Linked DNA regions of Homo sapiens: all the other regions are linked to region 3. A link is a contact called in ENCODE Hi-C or POLR2A ChIA-PET data. All regions are on one chromosome and are shown on one strand. Each heading gives the region's core, a stretch centred on a gene start or an enhancer-like site at or near the end of the contact. The rest is flanking DNA. Distances are from core to core; before and after follow the strand shown. Region 1 holds the start of UBE2N (ubiquitin conjugating enzyme E2 N). Region 2 holds the start of EEA1 (early endosome antigen 1). Region 3 holds the start of METAP2 (methionyl aminopeptidase 2).

Evidence for each region. A loop is a pair of places that touch in the nucleus more often than their neighbours do. ChIA-PET counts read pairs that join two places held with the same protein, here RNA polymerase II (POLR2A). Pooled maps may share reads with other maps.
Region 1: a map of CD4-positive, alpha-beta T cell shows a loop between it and region 3 (9-fold over the local background). The contact joins the promoter of UBE2N here to the promoter of METAP2 in region 3. A Hi-C loop is called at or near these places in 5 of 168 maps with a recorded cell type or tissue (B cell, CD4-positive, alpha-beta T cell, CD4-positive, alpha-beta memory T cell and 2 more), 1 of 37 single-sample maps with no recorded cell type and 14 of 50 pooled maps. POLR2A ChIA-PET finds 5 or more read pairs at or near these places in 1 of 52 experiments (CD4-positive, alpha-beta T cell).
Region 2: a map of naive thymus-derived CD4-positive, alpha-beta T cell shows a loop between it and region 3 (7-fold over the local background). The contact joins the promoter of EEA1 here to the promoter of METAP2 in region 3. A Hi-C loop is called at or near these places in 1 of 168 maps with a recorded cell type or tissue (naive thymus-derived CD4-positive, alpha-beta T cell) and 9 of 50 pooled maps. POLR2A ChIA-PET finds 5 or more read pairs at or near these places in 2 of 52 experiments (CD4-positive, alpha-beta T cell and naive thymus-derived CD4-positive, alpha-beta T cell).

What each region holds. Positions count from the first base shown.
Region 1 is chr12:93,440,592-93,444,512 of GRCh38, forward strand. It overlaps UBE2N (ubiquitin conjugating enzyme E2 N), which reads right to left and starts at 1,356. Exons shown (of 4, transcript NM_003348.4): 1 at 1,264-1,356. The coding sequence starts at 1,293. RefSeq lists silencers at 572-691, 722-861, 1,012-1,221, 1,302-1,761 and an enhancer at 1,254-1,891.
Region 2 is chr12:92,926,707-92,930,617 of GRCh38, forward strand. EEA1 (early endosome antigen 1) reads right to left here and starts at 2,589. Exons shown (of 29, transcript NM_003566.4): 1 at 2,337-2,589. The coding sequence starts at 2,360. RefSeq lists an enhancer at 749-878 and a silencer at 1,979-3,058.
Region 3 is chr12:95,472,542-95,476,314 of GRCh38, forward strand. METAP2 (methionyl aminopeptidase 2) reads left to right here and starts at 1,611. Exons shown (of 11, transcript NM_006838.4): 1 at 1,611-1,789; 2 at 3,530-3,637. The coding sequence starts at 1,639. RefSeq lists an enhancer at 1,428-1,827.

The sequences.
Region 1 (3,921 bases), core at 106-2,605, 2.0 Mb before region 3:
GCATCTCCCCACAGATTTCACAAGAATGAGCAAGATTAACATACACGTTCACCAGGTTATATCAAGCAAAATGATGCTGCAATTGAGTCACTTTAACTGGCGCATTTAGTCACATAAATGTGCAACTAATTTCCTTCATAAAAACCGACACAAAAATTTAAGGTTTAGTTGTTGTGATGACAAGGAATATCTCACGTCTGAAGACTTGTCGATATTTCCTTAAGACTTTACAAAATCAAAGAATCGAAAATGTCATGGTTCCATACATACTTGTCAAAACACAGTATTCATAAACAGCCAATTAATAATTAAAACGCACAAAATTGAGGGGCAAAAGATTTCACGAGATCCCCCACAGAGGCCAAGGTAGGAAGATCTCTGAAGCCAGGAGTTTTGGAAGCCGCCTGGGCACTATAGCGAGGCCTCATATCTACGAAAAAGAGAGGAGAGGAGAGAAGAGGAGAGAGAAAGAGAATCCCCCATAACTGCGGCCCTCCCCCAGCCTTGTGTTAAAACTATTTCCTCGGAACAGCTCTGAAAGAGTTTGCCAACCAGAGTAAAATCACTTCGCAGAGATAAACGAGCGGAAACGTATTCAGAAGAGAGAGATCGCGGAAGCAAGGGCAGCGGGGCGCGGGGCCCCCACGTCCCGGGACCCAGGCAGCCGCGGCAACCAGGGGCGAGCATGTGCTGACCGCGGCAGGACGCGCGGGCCTCCCAGAGCCACTTCCCGGGGCGCAGGGCCCCGCCCGGCCTGACCCTCCCGGTTCATTCATTCTGCACCCGCGGTTGCCGCACCTCCGCGGCCCCGTCGGGGCGGAGAAGAGGGGCTTGGCTGCCGAGGGACCTTGTCGGGCCACAATCCCCACCAGGCGCCCGAGCCCCGCCGCGATTCCCGCGCGCCCGCGGCCTCCGGCGGGGGGGTGGTCTCAGAAGCTATGGAGGCCCGCGCCCAAGCCCAGAGACCCCCAGCCTTGCCGCCCCACCCTCCGCCGGGGCGTGGGACAGCACTCCCTGGCCCGCCGGGCAGCCGCCTGGAAGCCCCGGGTCCCCGCTGTCCGGCTGCCCCGCCGCGGCCGGAAGTCTCCCCGGCGCCCCCTCCTCAGCACCCGACTTCCCTCGCCGCCGCGGCCAACCCCTCTCCGCGCCGCCTCGGGCCTCCCAGAGCGGGCCGCGGGCCGAAGGAGGCGAGAGGCCGCGCTGCCTGCCCAGCTGAGCCGACGAGAGCAGAGCGAAGAGCTGGAGGCCGGCCTGGGCGGTTACCTTGATGATCCTGCGGGGCAGCCCGGCCATCTTGTCAGAACCCGAGTTCGGCCTCTGGTCTCGTCTCCGGCTCCTCTCGCCTCACGCACGAGTGGAAGTCCCGGGCTCCACTTCCGGGGGACGTTGCCGCGCCCGTCGCCGCAGCCGCCGCCGAGGCCCCTCGGGAAATGTAGTCCCTGCTCGGGCGCGGGCTCGGGCACGGGCGGGCTTCCCTCCGACCTGGCCCCCTCCCCCGTGCGCCCCGCCCCAACCGCTGCCGGGGATGGCGGAAGTGACGCTCTGTTGCGGGGCAGGGACTTGGGACAGGCCGCGAGGGGAGGCGCGGGGCTCTGGCGCTCGTGGCCGAGCCTGCCCGCGACGGTGGTACGGCACGACCCGCGCGCGACTGCGCGCGCGTCTCTCTTAACCGTGGCCACGCCCGCGCCGGTGGACGACGTAACAGAGGCCTGGCCTACGACGTATCCCATTCATTCATTCACGCGTTCGTTCTTTCAGCTCACGCGTTCGTTCTTTCAGCTCAGCCTGCATTGCGCGCGTTCCCTGCTGGCTCTGCAGTGAACGACTGAGGTGGGGCTCATCGTCTTGCTCCTTCCTCAAAGGGAGGGCAAGACCGAAACTCGGTGGCAAAGCTCTGACTGGGGGTCTCTCCAGTTACTCACACGCTGTTGGGGGAGTTTTGATGTTTAAATTGTATAAATCGGACCTCTGACACGCCCCTAGGCCCAGGGTAGGCTGAAGGAAAAGGGTTTGGAGCGAGTTGGAGGCGGGAAGAATGGTTCTGAACGCCTAGACCTAAAGGTTGAGACTCAGAATTGTTAACAGGACGAATGACCAAGGAGAGGTTTAAAGAACCCAGAGTAATCCGTAAAGCAGAGATTACCTATAGAGTGCGAGGTCCTATGAGAGAATTAGAGTGGGGGTGCCCGAAAATTGAATTGTTGGGGAAGCGTTTTATCCTGATGACGGATGGTTTGCTGTGTGATGGACTGTTTGCAAGCACTTTACTTCATCTTCACAGCAATCGTGAGGAGGTGTTGTTTCCATTTTACAAATGAGGCTTAGATAGTTAACCTTTTCCAAGGAGCTGTTTTGTCCCCAGGCAGATCCGCCAAGACCTGGCCCTTAACTACTTAACCACAGTGTTTCCTAGCACACTAACAGACAGTAGATGGTGAATAAATGAAGACAAGACTGACCGTGCCTTCCAGGAACTTAGATTCCAATGGAGAAGAGAGACCAGTAAACAATTAGTTACAATCCAATGTGTTAAGGGCTGTCTGTAATACAGGTTCCTCCAAGGTGCTATTTTAGCAGAGAGGCATTAACTGCTTGAGAACTCAGGGAAGCCTTCTTAAATAAGTGAAGTCCTCAATGATGAGTAAGAACCTACCTGACCTTGTAGGGAAGAGTATGCCAAGCATAGGAAATGGCCTGTGAAATGGCATTGAGCTATGAGAGAGAAAAAATAGTGCACTAAAGAAACTGGAACTCTGAATACAAGAAACCTACTAAGAACAATAAGAAATATTTTGTGCTGGCACGATGCTAAATGGTTAATAAATTTAATACATCATTCAATTATGAAACAGATGAAGTAGTCTCTATTATTAACAGAACGTTTTAGATGAGAAGCCAAGGTTCAGAGGTAATAATGAGAATTTCAAATAACCAGAAGTCTGCAATAGGTGGTTCTGTGACTAGAAGAATCTGCAAAAGTAAATGAAACTGGACAAAGATACTTTTCAGAATATTTTATAGAGGACCCAGGATAATTCATGCTGGTAGGCAGAAAGGCAGAGTGCTATTGTGTTGGGAGTGTGTAGGTCTGCAGTCTGGGCAGGGCTTGGCAGGAAGGCACACTCTGCTTGTGCTGCATCAGCCTGTGCAACCAGAAGATTGGCTTCCATGATGGTTCACAAGGCGGGCAAGTTGGTGCTGGCTGTTAGTTTCACTCCAAGTGGGCCTCTCCCTGGGGCATCTTGGGCTTCCCCATTGCATGGTGGCTGGGCTCCAAGAGTAAGTGTTCTAGCAAGCTGAAATGGACACTAAATCGCCTTTTTTGACCCAGCCGTGGAAATCACATGGCCTCGTGGAAGTCAAATGGCATCACAATAACCATAATCCATCAGTCAATCAGCCACAAAACTCACCCTGTCTCAAGGGGCAGGGAACATGGACACCACCTCTTGAAAGGGGAGCTGCAAGACTCTAGGAACTAGCAGCATATATGTGATGGAAAGTATGGTTGTGGCCAATTTTGGGAAAGAAACTGCCACATGTACAATATTTGTCAGAGTATGCTTACCAGCCACCCGCCTTGGAATCATCTAGGGCACTGTTTTTTGTTTTGTTTTGTTTTGTTTTAAAAAAAGCATTCCTGCAGCTGGAGCCCTTCCCCCAGGGATTCTAATTCTCTAGGTCAGTGCTGAGACCTGGGAATCTGCATTTAAACATCAGGGGTAATTTTGATGGATACTAACACTTGAAGACAAAAAATTCTGAACAAACGAGAACAAAAAAAACAATAAGCAAAACAAAAAGAGGTGCCAGGTGCTTTTTTTTTTTATGTTTTTGAGACAGAGTCTCTCACTGTCACCCAAGCTGGAGTGCAGTGACATGATCTCGGCTCACTGCAACCTCTCCCTCTGAGATTCAAGC
Region 2 (3,911 bases), core at 1,339-3,838, 2.5 Mb before region 3:
TGTTCACACTCCTCACAGTACTACCTGCGCCTTTTATGACTCCATCTCTTTGCATTTGCTGTTCCCTCTGCCTGACATGCCCTTCCCTCTTCTGAGCTGTGAATATGCCCCCGTCCCTGAAGCTTTTCCTAATTGCCCTCACCTCCCACAGAGTGCCTCCTGGGTCCTCTGTCCTCTTCATTATTCTATTACATAGCACTGTCATTACTTTTAAATGTTCACCTCCCAAACAGCCTGTGAGTTCTAAAGGGAGGACCCACAGCTTAATCAACTGTTTCCTACCCCTTAGCATGAAGCCTGGCATTTACTGAAACTCAATATAAATACACTGAATAAAAGAAAATTAAGTACTTAACTGTGAGAAACACTTCAAACTTTCCTACTAAAGAGTTAATGCATTTAACACAGTGATTCTCAACCAGAGGCAATTTTGCCCCTAGGGGACATTTGGTAAAATCTGGAGCTATTTTTGGTTGTCACAAGGGGGAAGGGATATAGGGGAATGCTACTGGCATCTAGTGGGGGTAGATGCCAGGGATGCTGCTAACATCTTACAAGGCACAGGGCAGCCTCCCACAACGCAGAATTATCCAGTCACAAATGCCAATAGCGCCGACGTTAAGAAACTCAGTTGTCAACTGACTTATTCAGAAGTGATGATTCAATATCACATCTCTGCAATAACCACAATCAATTTCACTTTTGTAGTTTCAACAGAAGCTTCTTTAACAGTTGATAGGTATGCACCAACATTAAAAATGATCTTCATATAATCTCGATGTTTAACTTTAAACCAAGATTACTAGAAAGCATCCCATATTTCTGAAAACCAATCTATAACTACAGCTGAGCTACCCTTAAACCAGTAAACACTTTTATTTGTAAACTTCAAAGCAAACCACAGGCAAACTAATTTTCACTTGCAGAACTATGACAGAAACACAATCTGAAACATGAGGTAATCAGTTCCTCCAGGTCTGATAAAAGAAAAATCTCCTAAAGCCTGAAAGTAAATCATGCACAGATGTCTTTACTGCTGAACTAAGGAAGTGATGGGGAAAGTAAAGGACATGCCCTTGTTACTGCCAAAATCATCGCTTACCGGGATTTCAAAATTCACAAAACACTGCAAAATACAATTAAATGTCAACACAGGTTGTCAGATAAAGAAGTTAACTATTTCTCCCTCTAATAACTGACCAAGTTTCACATGACTTCATTCTTTCAGGAGAAAGCTAGGCAGAAGCAAGAGCACTCCCTTCCTATCTACTGGATGACTCAACTCTCTTCCGCACATTCCTCGGCTGAATCCTACAAATTCACTAATTTCTTTTGTCCTTTGAACTAGTTATCCTACTCCCTCGGTAAAGAACTAATAGGCTCGGCACCTACTTTTCAATCATTTACATTTTGTTACACCCTATCAGCCTCAAAAAGAAAAGAAAAAAGCTATACCAAAAAAAAAAAACAAATTTAAGTTGACAGGTACAATAACTCTTACAGGAAAAGAGATGTGAATTATGTTATTCTAGTAACTGATTCTTAAATGATACACCTACAGTTTTCTAATGCTCTAATCTTTCTATCCTCAAGGTTTTCCAGATTTCAGAGACAGCACAGGCAGAAACTAAGTGTATATACCACTTGATCAAGCTTACTGCGGATTTATTCTTGGATAGCTAAAATAAGGTAGTGGGGCTTGCACAGAAAACATATTTTTAATTAAAAAAAAAGTTTCCAACAGTGAGTAACATCTTCCTTCTCGGCTGACTGTGCCAGTGTCAGTCCCACGCCTGGGCCCAGGCTAGGCCGGGGCTCACCACACCACCCTCCACTGTGGTCCAAAGGAGAAAGCAGGGCCGTGTGTGGCAGGTGCGCATCGTGTCAAATTGGGGGGCACGGGGAGTGCGGCGGGTGGGGAAAGGCGAAGCAAGCCGCCCGAATCTCCCATGGGGCGTTCTCCAGCCCGGCAGGCGGCGGCTGGCCCGTCCCACGGGCACCAACTCTCCATTTTCACTCCCACTCAGGGTTCCCGGGAGGAACGCGCCGGCACCACACCCTCCAGCTCGCAGCCCGCTCGCACACACGGAGCCCCGCGCCGGAGCGGGCGCCAGGCCTGGACGCGCGGGGCCACCAGGGCTCTGCCTGCCGCCCCGCCGCGCCGGCCCCACCCGCCCTCCCCGCCCCCGGGCCGGGCGACCGAGGCCTAAGCGCCTGCCGGGCTGTGGGGCCTAGGGAAGGAAGGAGCCCGCGCTGAGGAGGGGCGCCCGCGCCGCGGCCCCGAGCTCCGGCTGTCCCGCTCACGTGCTGCCAGAAAGACGGTTTCACTCTCTTACCCTCTGTAAAATCCTCCTTAACATGGTTTAACCACCACCCGGCGCCGCCGCGGTGACTCTCCAGACCCTGCGCGGGGCCACTCACTACTCGGGGTGCGCGGGCGGGAGGGACTGGGCCGGGAGGGGACCGGGAAGGAGGTCGGGGCGAGGCGGTGGCGACGGCCGCTCGGGCGGCCCCGACTTCCCCACAGGCGGCGAGAGGGAGCACGCGAGAGAGAGCGAGCGAACGACTAGGCAGCCTGCGAGCGCCTCCAGCCCGCCCGCCGGGCAGCCCCCGTAACTGACAGATGGGCGGGCCCGCCCGCGGCCGCCGGGGGGCGGGGCGGTGGCGGGCCCGCCCCTCGCCTGTCCATTCGCGGGAGGCGGGGCTGAAGGGGGCCGGTCCAGGCCAGCGACCAATCGGAAGCGGTGGCAACGTGGGCGGCTGCGTGACAGACAGGCGGCAGGACGCTGTCGCCGCAGCTTCTTCCGGCTAGCTGGGGGACGCCGAGGCTGCGGAGTGCACGCCTGGGCTCCGTCAGAGGGCCGCGCCCGCGCGACGACCGCGTGCCCGCTAGTGGGAGGCGGGCGAGGACCCCTGGGGGTGTCCCTCCCTGACCCAGGCGGGAGGAGGGGACGCCTTAGGCTGTTTTGTAAAATGTGTCGGTGTGACCCTTCCGGCGATGGCTCCTGACTCGACGTGGTATTGAGCCTGAGCTATATGCTAGTTTCTGCTGGAAACGCTGACTCTGCCTCTTAGCCCCTGGGTTGAAGCCGACTAGAGAATCTCAGACGTGCTTAACCGGTCTGTTGGGCTTCCCTGCCCTTTTCCAGTCCCAGGTTTCCTTTCCCTGCTCCCTTCCTGCTTCTAATTTCAGCCAAAGAGAAAGCAAAGATTTAGAAAAGAAGGGTAGGAAGAAGCTGGAATTTGAATTGGCAAGAGAAGTTTGAGGTTGTCTTTTCTAGATCAAAACAATTTTTAATAGGCTGATGTTCACATGTTGCACTTTCTAAAGCCCGTGCTTGACCTCCTAAGGAATTTTAAGTCCTATTCTGATAATCGATTTATGAAGTAAATTGTCATTAACGCCTCTGTTTTATAGATTAAGAAGAAAATGAGGTCACAGATAAATATCGTGCCAAAACGACGTGGTCTTTGAACTGACCTCCAGGCACGATGTCATTATTTAACTCGAGAAATCACAGCTTCTGCGTCCTACCATTCTGCCAATATTCACAGCCAAGAGGCTCAACTTAACACCCTGGTAGAAAAAGAGAAGCCTTTAATATTGCTTGAATAGGGAAGGAGAGGGAATAATGGAACTAACCTTGCTGGGAGGGAAAAAAAAAAAAAAAGAAAAAACCAACAGACCACTGAATGAAGCCTATGAAGCAATGAATGGAGTGCTTTTTGGAAAGCACTTCCAGATCTTTTGAAAAGCAGCACAAAATTAAATATTATTTGCAAATCAGTTAATGAATAGGAAAATGTTTTGTAAAGTATAATGCATTATATAATGTAATATGATATTTCTATCCCAAATATATTTGGTTTTTTATTATGTGTGTGTGTGTCTCTCGATGGTGCAGCAGCAC
Region 3 (3,773 bases), core at 361-2,860:
GGAGAAGTAGATATGGCTGGGTCTTGCCGGGCATTTTAAAGGATTTTGGACACATGGAAGCTACTTCTATTTTTATTTTTGTGGTATTATGTTTGGTTTACCAACTTTTTATTTTTTATTTTATTTACTTTTTTGGGGGGGATGGAGTCTCGCTCTGTCGCCCAGGCTGGAGTGCAGTGGCGCAATCTCAGCTCACTGCAACCTCCCCCGGGGTTCAAGCGATTGTCCTGCCTCAGCCTCCCTAGTAGCTGGGACTACAGGCGCCTGCCACCACGCCCGGCTAATTTTTGTATTTTTAGTGGAGACGGGGTTTCACCATATTGGCCAGGCTGGTCTCGAACTCCTGACCTTGTGATCTGCCCACCTCGCCCTCCCAAAGTGCTGGGATTACAGGCGTGAGCCACAGCGCCCGGCCGGTTTACCAACTTTTATATTGCCAGCAATCAACTAGGGAAAACAATTTAAAATCTAAATAGGGATAGATTTAAAGAGATAAAGATCTGTACAAGAATAAGAGGAACAGTTTTTATTACTATTGGATAGGTGCTGCCTGAAGCTTTAAGACAGAGAATGTACATTTATGCAGCTGCAGTCAGAGCCTGTGTGAGGTTTACTGTAAACTCACTGGCAATAAGGCTCTTAACGACATTTTGATGCCCATGAAGCTTGGTGCCTAGTTTAAAACTAATGAAAACACCTAAACTCTCCAGGTGGACAAAGCCATATTCAGGAGAAATTGAGAAGGAGTTGGTGCAGGCAGCCAATCACAATCCACTTACGCCACAAACTAAATCTCAAACTGCGGTTTGAACATGAGGCTCAAAACATAAGAAGTAAAGAAATGGGCAAAATTCAATTAGTTTCTGGTGAAACGTCCTAAATCCAAAAGAAAGGTGACCAGAAATAGAGAAAACGGAGTGTGATCTTTTGCATTAATGAGAGAGACCGTGTCCCCGTGTGTTAAAACCTGTCATTCTTGTCCTGAATTGGAAAGTGAGCGGAGTGTGACGGGTTCCCATCTTGAACCGTCCGGGGTTGAGTAGTACAATAAACTAACACGGAACTCCAGCTTCCAAAATTCTCTCCAGTGCCTACAGAGCCTCGCGGAGAGCTGTGATTGTGAATGTCAACGCAGATTTGATTAAATCTCTTAGATTTAAGAGATATGTGGAGTCATGACAATAGAAATGTGTACAAGTGAACACATTTCTTAGCCCGTTTCCCCACTGCCTGTGTGATTTATAAAAACGCAAATATAAAATATTTCCGTTCCAGCAGAGACGCCGCTTGCTACGGCGGGTTGCCCGTCTCCACAGGTATCTCCGGCTGACTCTAGAGCTCAACTTCCCCTTTAAACTTCACCCTGCGCTTGCCGATTTGCTTCGGGAATGCCCGAGGCACCGGACGAAGCAGTCGGGTCTGGCCCCAGTCGACTCCAGCCAGGCGGGGCTCCAAGCCGAGACTCCTGCACGCCCGGCCCGAAGCTAGCCCGACACCCTCAGCTGAGTCCTCCGCCGTCCCAGCATTCCCTGCGTCCCTACCATCGAGAGCAGCTTCCGGCGTGGCTGGTGTAGGCGGGTGGAGAAGGATCGGGGCCCTCGCCGCTCTGTCTCATTCCCTCGCGCTCTCTCGGGCAACATGGCGGGTGTGGAGGAGGTAGCGGCCTCCGGGAGCCACCTGAATGGCGACCTGGATCCAGACGACAGGGAAGAAGGAGCTGCCTCTACGGCTGAGGAAGCAGCCAAGAAAAAAAGACGAAAGAAGAAGAAGAGCAAAGGGCCTTCTGCAGGTAAAGAGAGTTTTATGTTTTCCCAGTCCCCTCCGGGAACGGCTGAACTGTTTGGCTCAGGCCCGTTGAGGGGGCCGGGACCGGGGCCCCAGAGCCCCGACTAGACTGATTCTTGGGCCTGACAGGGTGGCAAAGCCGGGCTATAGATTCCTAGTCTGAGAAGAGGCGTCATCTCCTCCTGTGGGACTAGAGGGCTGGTGGGGGAGAAAAGAGTGCCTGAGGTTGGCGTGTGGTACCTCTGGGGTCGCTGGGCCCGAGCCCCTGTATTACCAGAACTCAGCTCCCACGCACATCGTGGCACGGTCTTGAGATTGTGCGCAGAGCACAGCCCTACCATCTTTCGCGCGATTTGGCCGCCGCCTCAAAAATCCGATTCTGATCCGTATTGCCGCGTCTTTGCTGGTTTGCTGGAGCAAGCTAGGACTTATTTTCTTTGGGGGTGGGCAAATGTAATGGAGAGCACACCTCCTCCCACTATCCCGTTTCACGTTGGGGTTGTTGCAGCCTGCACTTTTGGGGTGTGTGTACATGTGTGTTTGCCCGCGCGCTCATGTCATTAATTGCAGAATTTGTGGTGGTGATAACGAATTTTCACCTGCCTAATCCCATAGCATCGCCAAGCTTTAGGGCCTTTAGACCTGAATTATGATACCAATTGCAGGCAGTGCAGATAGGATATTCTGTGGCTCAGAATGGAACTTCTGAGGTCTTAACCTCTAAATCCACTGGTAAGGCAAGGAGAACTGCTGAGAGTTTACAGTTGGATATTATGAACTAGGAACTTACATATTTTGAGAAGTCTGTGTTTTTGCTGCACAAGCTCCTTCACCTTAATAAAAATTATTTTTACTTGTTTCTAATTAAAATCGCCAGAGAAACAGAAAATGGAGAAGTCAGAAGCGATTAAGATGGAATTGAGAGAGGTCGAAGAGAGCTAATCTTCATCTTTCTGAAATTTTGATTAGATAGGAATGGAAGGAGAGTTGTAGCGTTGCTGGAACTCTTCCAGAGCAAAATTTGTTACTCTGGTGGCTGTTCCTGGATTTCGAGTGAAATTCAAACACTGCTGTTTGTCTTGTAAGGTGTTAAGCTGACTGATCCTAATGTATTTTTAACAGTTGTATTTCTTAATATGAATTCTCTCCAGTAGCCAGAATGTCACTTCATTTCGTGCTACCTGATACTATTAATGCATGTAACATATTGCTCTTATAGGTAGGTTATAATCACTTCCAGAGCAGGGGCCTGGTCTTGTGCTTAGATATTTGAGCGTTTTAGTTTTTTAGTAATGGACTGTCTTTGCCTATTTATTTTGACTTTACCCAGCCCATCGTGATATCCTTATTCATGAAACCAGGCTGCCCCGGGGTGTTGCACATGAATCTTTTTCCTAAGGCCTTCAGCATTTATTACCTATCTGGTGTTTAAGTATTTGTTAAGTCTAATTGCTGACCACTATTACAAGTTAAACTACTTGAGGATAGAGACCAGTTCACGCTGTTTATCTTTTAGCTGCTAGTGTGTGTAATGGATATTTTGTTGAGTAAATTAATGAATGGACAATACTGTGTAGGTATGGAAGATTTTTCTGTCATTAAACGAATTCTGTTATGTTCACAATAATGTTTCTGTTTTTGTTTCCTGAGGAAAGGATTTGTAAGTTTTCCAAGATCATTAGAGCATATTCTAGTGGGAAAGTGTCTGTATTAGATTTGATTTCTGCTATTTTATTTTGATCAGCAGGGGAACAGGAACCTGATAAAGAATCAGGAGCCTCAGTGGATGAAGTAGCAAGACAGTTGGAAAGATCAGCATTGGAAGATAAAGAAAGAGATGAAGATGATGAAGGTAAATGGTTAATTTGATCTTTGTGGTTAGAAAAGCTAGAAAATGTAGCCGGGTGTGGTGGCACACACCTGTAATCCCAGCACTTTGGGAGGTCGAGGCGGGTGGATTACATAAGGTCAGTAGTTCGAGACCAGCC